2 separate regions of the Homo sapiens genome follow, and region 1 is linked to region 2. Evidence: chromatin loops called from intact Hi-C (ENCODE). Cell type or tissue: ascending aorta. All regions are shown on one strand. Links, peaks and the distances in the headings refer to the core of each region. The heading gives the core; the rest is flanking DNA. Region 1 overlaps PXDN (peroxidasin). Region 2 holds the start of LOC124905967 (a long non-coding RNA gene).

Region 1 (2,500 bases), core at 1-2,500, 170 kb before region 2:
ATAAGTGAAGAAATGAGTGCCTGCATGTGCACCTAACTGCTGCTTGGGTAAACAGCAAATGTATAAAATGATTTCACATTGTTGGGGTGATTTTACTCTTTCCTTTCTGTCTTTCCCTGAGTCTAAATCTTTCTATAATTGGCATGTAATGACACACAATGGACATGCAATTCCTCACAAGGAACAGCTTCCAACAGCCTGCCTTTGAGGAGACATTTCCAGATGGCTTTATTTCTGTGGTGGCGGCAGAACCCACTTGCTGGGCTGCCACAGTAATGTTTAAAGATCTGATCCTGTAACTAAATGAAGAAAGGTAGGGAGTAGCAAGAAATTACACTTAGTAACTCCCTCTTCATTCTCTGGAGAAGAGAACATGGCCTTTCTACCAGGAGACTGGCACCAGGGACTTGGGAAGGGGCTGGGACCCATGCCTGGTACCTCTCATCCTAGTCTCCCCCTGCACCTGACAAGCAGAAAGTGCCCAATAAATACTTGTTGAAATAACAAAATGGGCTCTGATGCTTCTCCCCAAGAATGTGCCTGGGAGGTGAGGCTGGAGTTTCACCCATCGAGAAAAGCAGAAACATCCAGAGGTCTCCAACTCCAACATTTCCTGCCCTGCCCCCACCCCCGCCCCCAGCCACGAGAGGCCAGGAGAGGATCAGGAAGCAGGAGCTGCGGAACATACAGCTTCACATTGGCTGGTGCCCAGGCTTCAGCACCAACAGGGCTCCAAAACCTAACAGGACGGGGCTGGCTCAGAGCAACACTCTACTCCGAAGACGGGCATATATCACCCTACAGGTCTCAATTCCACGTCTCTTTCATTTAACCATTGAAGAACATTTTTTGCTCTAATCGTAAAAGTTATGCTCAATGAAAACAATTTGGAAAACTGAAAAATTATAAAGCAGTTCTTTCATCCCACAGGGACAGCTACTGTTACATTCTCCTCCGTGCTCTGTGTGTGTGTGTGTGTGTGTGTGTGTGTGTGTGTGTACAGAACCATGAGTAACCAGCTGCTGCTGAAAATGATGTTTTTACATGAGAAAGTCAGGGTCTTCTATGGGTTCATCAATAGTACTACTACCAGCAAGGACAATCGTGACATGTAAAGGCATCTGTTATTTACTGGGCAACGGCAAAGTGCCAGAGCAGAGTGAGTGGGGGACATACCTCCCCCAACAGCATCTCCACACCAGCCCGAGGTGATCTCATCAGCTGGTTTCACAGACCCGGGACTCTTCCAAAACAACCCTCCTAATACGCGTGGCACCGCATTCCCAGGACACAACGTCACTCAGGGAGCAAGCACGCTGCCAAGTCCTCCCTTATGGCTCATTTGTTGCAGAGGGACTGGGCTTGCATAACCCACCCTGGCCAGGATGGCATAACCCACTCAGGGCAGGTGGACCTGCTGTAGCCTGATCAGCACTCCAAGGGACTTCACGTCCCCCAGAGATTCCTATTAAACCAAAGTGAGAGCGACAGGGCTGTAGGGCTCAAGAGGAATCACAGTTTAAGGAAATAATTTCACAGTTCATAAGCACAGTGGGAAAGAAAATGCTGGAACTCTTCCCTAGGAATGTGACTTAACTGAGGCGTGTTCAACCCCGTTACTCAGGCCATGGAGGAGGAAGAAAAGGCTTTGGCACTGACTTGTTCCGTTGAGGTCGACCATCAAGCCATGCTGTACATGCTCCTGAATGAGCTGCAATGTCCGTTCAAAGATTTCTCCCGCCCGTGCCTGTTCAACTGTGTAAGGATCCCTCGGATACCGGAACAAGGCCAGCAAATCATTTGGAGAACGAGGACGGCTAACCAGAGTTTAGGGGGAAGAAAGGAAGAATGAAACAAATTACTGAAGATAAAATTCATAGTACCCCAAAATATAATCATTGCTATTAATATTTCTACGGCTACTTTCTACAACATAATGTACTATACCTTCCTCATCCGAAGTGGGAGGCAACAAAACAAAAACAAAACAAACAGACAAAAACCGGAAGACACTAAAAACAAATAATTAATTAAGTCAATAGAGAAAATCACAGATATTGCATTTCACATAAGATGCAGAAAAACTGCTTTGGAATCAGCAACGTGAACAAATACACTAATGACTTTTAAACTATTTGTTTTTGCCAAATCATTTAGTCATAAGCCAAAGGAATGAGTTGAAATTTTCAAAGAATGTTTTGGTTGTGGATCATAGCCAAATTCTATTTGAAAAGCACACATCCTTCTGTTATTTCAACCCCCAGAAAACTCAGATGCCCATGTTGTTCATGATTTTTAAATTAAACATTTTGATCATCAGATAATCAAATCAAAATTCATATATTAGAACTGCATGCATTCTTTAATCACTCCCACCTTCACCCTAAAGCTCAGTGATTTGAGGGTCAGCGTGTTTACAGCCCCACGATACCTGTCAAACAAATGTGTTCGGGTTGAGTTTATAGCTCTGTCAACAGTCGCAATCGCTTCCACGATGGAG
Region 2 (6,670 bases), core at 1,609-4,108:
ATCTCTTAGCTTCCTTTTCTTTTGTCTCTCACTTTGTCTCTGTTTGTCCCTCTCTTTCTCTGTATCCCCACTCCAGGTTCTCAAAATTTCATGATGATGAACCTCTGTGTGGTTGGCTATGACAGTTTTATATGTCAACATGGAGAGGACACAGCATCCAGTTGTTTAATCAAATACTTATCTAAGTGTTGCTGCGAAGGTATTTTGTAGAGTGACTAACATCTACCATCAGTTGGCTTTTTGTTGTTGTTGTTGTTGTTGTTGAGACAGGGTTTTGCTGTTGTTACCTAGGCTGGAGTTCAGTGGCATGATCATACTCACTGCAGCCTCCAACTCTTGGGCTCAAGCAATTCTCACTCCTCAGCCTCCCAAATAGCTATGACCACAGCCATGTACCACCATGCCTGGTTAATTTTTAAATTTTTTGTAGAGATGATGTCTTGCCATGTTGCCCAGGTTGGTCTTAAACTCTTGGGCTCAAGTGATCCTCCTGCGTCCTCCTCCCTAAATACTGGGATTACAGGTGTGAGCCACCACACTTGGCCTAGCTGACTTTAAGTAAGGAGATTATTCTCAATACTCTCAGTGGGCCGGACTCAAGCAGTCAAAAGACCTTAAGAATATAACTAAGGTTTCCCCGAGGAAGAAGAAATTCTCCCTGTGGAATGGAACTTCTCCTGAACAAGAGTTTCTAGGCTGCCTGTCTGCCCTACAGATTTTGGACTTGTGGAGCCGGTCCCAGATGGTGTCAGCCAGTTCCTTGTGATGAACCCGTCCATATATAAATCCTACTGGTCCTGCTTCTCAGGTAGAGCCCCGGACGACATAGAACCATTTCATGATTGCGTGGCTACTCAACGAGGCCTTTATATCTGAAAACTCAAGATCTCTGCCATGGGGATTTTCCTTGTTTTCTTTCTTTGGGAATTTTCTTTCTTCCATTTGCTCTACTCTCGCTACTTCTTCAGAAACTCCTATTAGTTGATTACTAACTCTCCTGAATTCTTTATTTTTTTTTAACAAAATCTTTTATCTTCTTTTCTCATCTCTTTATAATTTATGGGACATTACCTCAATTTTACATTTTAACTTTCAAAGTAAACTTTTTATTTATTTTTTAAAATAGATATTCGTGTTCTCTGAATGTTTCTTGGGTTATGAATACAATATATTTTAATGTTCTTTCTGTTCTTTTCTGTCTGATGACAAATTATAGGTTTTTAAAAAGATTGCTCCTCTTTCCAGAAATGTTTCTGCTTCCTCTGAGCTTCTTTTGCCCCCTGGTAAGGCTGGTTTGTTTGCTTGGTTTCTGCCATGTTGTTTACTGCTTGCCTTCAGTGGCCGGAGTCCTTGGCTGTTCACGCATACATCCCAGACATTGGTGCCTGGAGGCCCTTTATCTTGAATCTGTTGGTTCTAGAGAAGAGGCCCCTGCTCTGTCTGGAGTGGCGGGGAGTGGAGAAGGCAGAGGAGCAGGAGGAGCCGCTGGATTCCCGGAGCCACACGGGACCAAGGCCTTGGGGCCTGTCCATCTCACTTGACGTTCCCATCTTCAGTACAACGGCTCATCCTGTTTCCAGCTCTTCCTAGCACTAGCTCCAGAGCTTCTGTTCTAGCTTATCCTTCTGCCGGGGAGAAGGAGGCCTGTGGCAGGGCATCCGGGAGTCGAACCCCTCTTAGACAATTCAACTACTCCTCTGTTTTCCGACCAACTCTGAATCCCCACTCTAGGTCCCAGCCTCTTTTCTATGGAGGTTCTGCATGCTCTTCACTCCTCTTTTTCTGGGTTCTTTCTTCACTCTTTCTCTCCACCCCCATCCTCTCCCTCCCCAACAGCTCCTCTGCAGGGAGCTGAGGCCTGAGCCATGTGTGCTTGGGCTGGGCGGCTCCCAGTGCTTTGTGGATGGGATGGTCTGCACTTCCCTTCCTTATTTAGTTATTTAGTTGCATTATATTTGTGGGTTTATAAGAGGAGAGTGGGTCATTTTAGTAGTGTTTTAAGATTTAGTGGAGATATATGTGATTTCAGTCTGCAGAGCTTGGCTAGGATTCCCAATAGAGATGCCTAATAAACCCAGTATTGAGGAACACACGTGCACCTTTCTGCAAGGTGTCTGCCATCTTTGTGTGGGTTGGGTCTGTTTCCTGGAGAGCGCAGGGTGTGTCCACTGTCAGCCCCTCTTCCCCAGGGATGCTCCTGCGTGCTCAGCAGGCACTTGGCTGCCACAGGATGGCGAGGGCTGGCCCTGGGACCACATGGATCTGAGGGTGGAGGCAGAAGTGTGGCCTACAGCCTGTGTCCTTCGAGAGGGTCCCCTTCCTTCCTCCAGGGACAGGATGGCTGTTGTGGTAGCAAACTCACCCTGAGGTGGTCTCCGAGTGTCAGGGGCTGAGGTGCAGGACCCGGATATCTGGGTCCCTGGCAGTCAGAAGCCACCGCCTCATGGCTGCTGCTGTGTCCACGGTGAAACCCTCCTCTCCTGTGAAGGAGCCACTGCCTCACCAGGGCTGCTGTGTCCACAGTGAAACCCTCCTCTCCTGGAGGGTTTCTCTTTCTCAGGAGCAGCTGCTTGCTGCTGAGGACTGAGTGTAATCCTAGCAGAAGGGAAATGTTTAGTTTTGTTTCTCCTTTTGCTTGCCTCTCAGGAGCCTCGGTTGTTAACGTTATCACTGCTGTGGCTTGGCTGTGTCTCCTGAAGGGATATGTTGATGGCCTGGCCCCTACACCTGTGAAAGGGACCTTATTGCACCTCGTTTTCTTTTTAACATGTGAACCATAACTCTTCTGCAAATGTGAGCTTTTGCCCTAAGCTCCTCAAATGGCATCGACACGTGGGAGGAAAAGATCCTCAATGAGGAGACACCTGTCCTGCTGCACAGCCCTGTGGCAGCTTGGCCTCCCCAGGCAGACCCAGCAGGGGCACCCAGCTGGTGGTGCTGGCTGTTATAGTCGTGGTGGTTGTGGTAGTGAGGGCTGTTGCTGCTGTTGTCAGAGCTGTGGCTGTGAGGCTGTTGTTGCTGTGGTTGTGGCTGCAACCTTCATTGTCATAGATATAGCTGTGGCAGCTGTAGTTGTAGCCTTCTCTCCACTTGGGGCACTCAGGTCCACCCTATCTGGCTCAGGGCTTCGGCTCCGGGGTCCTGGAGGAGGGAGCAGGCAGTGGGCTGGAGTGGGTGTGGTTGACGCTGGAGGGCAGCCTCTGAGCAGCTCCCCCAGGACGGAAGCGAAGGCTGCAGGCGGGGCTTGGGTCAGGCTCCTGGGAGAAGCAGTGACGAGGCTGGGTGCCTGCAGGAAGACCCTCAGCTGGCTGCATGTTCAGCCCTGCAGGTGGGTCGTGCTCCTGGGAGGAGCAGCGATGAGGCTGAGTGCCTGTAGGAAGACCCGTGGCTGGCCGCATGTTCAGCCCTGCAGGTGGGTCAGGCTCCTGGCACGAGCAGCGATGAGGCTGGGTCCCTGTAGGAAGATCCGTGGCTGGAGGCGTGTTCAGCCCTGCACTGCCAGTGGTGGCGGCCCTCGTCCCGTGTGGTCAAATTTACATTTATATTTACTGAAATCTAACAATTTTTAAAAGTTCTCTGTCACAGGAGCCAAACTTCAAGAGCTGAGTAGTCTCAGGTGTCCAGTGACCATTACGTGGCACAGTGTTGGCCTGGGCCTCGCCGTCCCTGGCACGACCCATGGGATGAGGCCGCGCCTCCCCCCCCAGCGGGGCCGCCGGGCAGAGGTGATGTGGGATGCTCAGTGACTTTTTAGGGAACGTGCCAAGCCCTCTCCATGGGGGTTGGGGAACGTTTTTAGTTTGGATTCTAAACAGAGAGTGATTCTTGCTATGGAACAAATTTAAATAATAGCTAATAAAGCAGACTAGACTTACTAAACATATTCCTATGCTTAGGAGCCTGCATTAAGCATTTTAGATACATGACCCCAACCAATTCTTCCAACAATCTGTAATGTAGATTCAGTTTGGTATTTTCTCCACGTCTCTCTAGGGTTAGGTAATTTTGTGCCCAGCAGAGCAGGGCGGTGCTCTGTCCTCTGGGAAATACTGCCTTCCTGGAATGTTCCCTCCAACCCAGAGTGCTGAGAAGGCTGGCAGGATAGAGGCCAGAACATGTCTGACGTCAGCGCCAGCCTGGACGGAGAGCTCGGATCCCAGAGAAGGCTGAGCACAGGGAGGAGAGGGGCATGGGCCTCTGCATTTGAGCTGCTCTCGTCCTGAAGTTTGTGCCCTGGGCCCTGTGAGAACTCAGGGGCCAGCCTGTGACACCCCGGCCAGGCCATGCGAGGGTGGCGCCGGGACGCCGCCCTCTGCGGCTCCTTTGGGGAGCACTGACCAGCACTCAGGGATGGATCCGTGCAGCGAGTTGTCGAGAGGAGAGAGTGGAGGAGGACTCCGCAGTATCCCGGCTGATGCATATTGAGTCATCCAGAGGAGAGAGAGGGGGAGGACTCCGCAGTATCCCGGCTGATGCATAATTTGTTCTTCTTATGCATTTTACCACCATTTTGGCTAGCATTTGGTGCTTCAAGGAACAGCTGTTAGAAGCGAAAATCAGAGAAAAAGGCATTTGCGTTTCAAAGGCTTCGCTTTGTGGATGACACATCCCAGAGATAGGAGGAACTCCTGGCAGCAGCCATAGATTTGGAAGGATGCATCCCCATCAGGTAGCGGTGGAGGAATCTCCAGGGAGGAGACAGAGAAGGGAGAGGACAGGAGGGAGAGGAGTAAGGGGTTTGGATGCCTGTGGGTCCTCAGAGAGTGGCCTGAGAGCCAGACTTTCTCCCTTTCCCCTGAGAGCAACATGGAGCTGGGGAAAGAGACCTCAGACACGCCACTCCCCTGCCTTCCTGATGGCGACAGACACAGAGAGGCCTCAGGGCTGGGAGCCGGGAAGGTGGAGGAGCTGCCCATGAGGCTGGTGCTTTGGCAGGGAAAGGGGCCCCCCAGGAGCTGCCACCTGCCCCAAAGGTGCACCTGGGATGAAGATGGGGGGGAGGCACCACAGCGACCTAGTTATGGCGAGCAAGCTCTCACCATACAGTAGAGGAGGAGACAGAAATTAGTTCAGTTACAGAAAACAGATACATTGGTAGAATTTACATGTTATAACATAATTCCATTAAAAAGTTGGCATACTCCTGAAAACCTACTTACTCTTCCCTTAAGAATCAAGTAATATTATGTTTATTAGAAATTATTTGGAGAAATCAAAAGATTGGAATTACAGTCTTAGCTTCACACTAATTATGAGAACGTCAAAGTTTTTTGTTTGTTTAATTGAGATTAATTCACATATGGGAACCCGCTTTTAAAAGATCAGGTTCCCCATCTCTTTATTGGATATAAGAATGATCCTATTTGTTTGTACTGTTAATTTTTTGTTTGTATATTGGTTTTCCCTATAAAATTATAACAGGCTAAGTTTCTTGGGACAGAGACTGTCTTGAAATTTTTATTTCTCTGAAGATCCTAGCGCAGTGGCTGGATAGTCCCCTTCCAGTGGGCAGAATGCTAAGGTGGCCCCAAAGTCTCCCCGTGTGCACCTGCCGTGCGTGGGCCTCTGTCCTTGAGTGTGGATGGTCCTGTGAACACAGTATAGTCATTGCCCCCATGATGGGGTGACATCCTATGAGACCCCAGCCCAGCTGCCAAGCAGTGAGGCCACCGGCTGTGTGGCCAGGACCTGGGGGCCTCATCCGCGGAGGACGACTCTGCCCAACGTCCAGCAGGACAGTCGGGCCTGACAGCTGCAAGCTCAGGAGCTGAGTTCTGCCAGGAACCCGCATGAGCTGTGAGTTGGACTGTGAGCTCCAGGGGGGACGCCACCTGCAGAGGACCCCCTTAGGCCAGCCTGGGCTTCCACCATGGGAAAACTGAGCTAATGACAGGGCCTGGGTTTAAGCTGCTTTGTTTGTGCCACTTTGGAGAACAAACTAGAAGACCGGCACGGTGCTCGGGCATGGGACACAGTTCGGCTTCCTGCGCTGGCGCAGAGGGCCCTGCTGAAGCTCAGTGCTTTCATTCAGCATCTGCTGAATGCTTGCCAGGTCCTGGGGAGGGCTGGGGGGCGGGCGAATGTGGGAGTGCTTCAGGAGGGAATCTTCCTGCAAAAACAAAGCAGGGTCGCGCTCCACCCTGGTCAGCGCTGGGCCAGAACACTGGGTTGTTTCAGGCAGAGGAGGTTGACCAGATGTCACCTCTCCCTGCTGCTATTCACAGGGCCCTTTGGGATTCACAGTTCGAGACAGATGTTGAATCTGACTCTTTCCCTCCCAATTGCTTCCCGTCAAACACTAAAAGATGGAGATTAAAGGAAAAGAAGCAAAGGGTCTGAGGTGCTTTTAGGACGCAGCACCGGGTACCGGGTCAGTGCAGGGCCGGCGTCGGGGAAAGCGGAGGGCTCCCCTTGGAGGGTGTCTGGGCCTGAGGCAGAGCAGGGAGCTGACTCCAAAGGTCAGAGAAGTCAAGTCCCTGAAGGCTTCCTTGTAAAGTGGTTCAGTAAGGCCAGTTTTCCACAGGAGTGGCGTGGGGGCAGGGGGAGCATGGGGTGGGGGTCGGGAATGTAATTCTCAGAAGTGAGGTTCCTCATGAGAGCAGGTGGTGGGGTGGGGTGGGGCTCACTGACTGAGTCCTGCTTTCTCCAGAGCAGATGCAGGAGGAGGCGC

What was found. Hi-C counts contacts between places; a loop is a spot of excess contacts. Peaks named below come from ENCODE experiments on the same cell type or tissue, not always from the same donor. Only the 100,000 strongest peaks of a DNase experiment are listed, where the experiment ranks them.
Region 1: it touches region 2 in a loop (7-fold over the local background); 9 of 110 quality-filtered maps call a loop at or near these places.

The regions. Positions count from the first base shown.
Region 1 is chr2:1,651,969-1,654,468 of GRCh38, forward strand. PXDN (peroxidasin) reads right to left here. Exons shown (of 23, transcript NM_012293.3): 15 at 2,432-2,500; 16 at 1,660-1,817. Among named protein-coding and RNA genes, the nearest start is that of LALTOP, 28 kb to the left of the region's middle. In ascending aorta, for the core only: no CTCF peak of the experiment used is centred there; DNase peaks (open chromatin) are centred at 1,313, 1,653 and 2,483; H3K4me3 peaks cover 899 bases; H3K27ac peaks cover 2,500 bases.
Region 2 is chr2:1,820,302-1,826,971 of GRCh38, forward strand. The region is part of intron 21 of MYT1L (myelin transcription factor 1 like); the gene reads right to left. It overlaps LOC124905967 (a long non-coding RNA gene), which reads left to right and starts at 3,244. Exons shown (of 4, transcript XR_007086192.1): 1 at 3,244-3,328; 2 at 3,994-4,669. RefSeq lists an enhancer at 5,792-6,349. In ascending aorta, for the core only: a CTCF peak has its summit at 3,092; DNase peaks (open chromatin) are centred at 3,160 and 3,700; H3K4me3 peaks cover 984 bases; H3K27ac peaks cover 1,974 bases.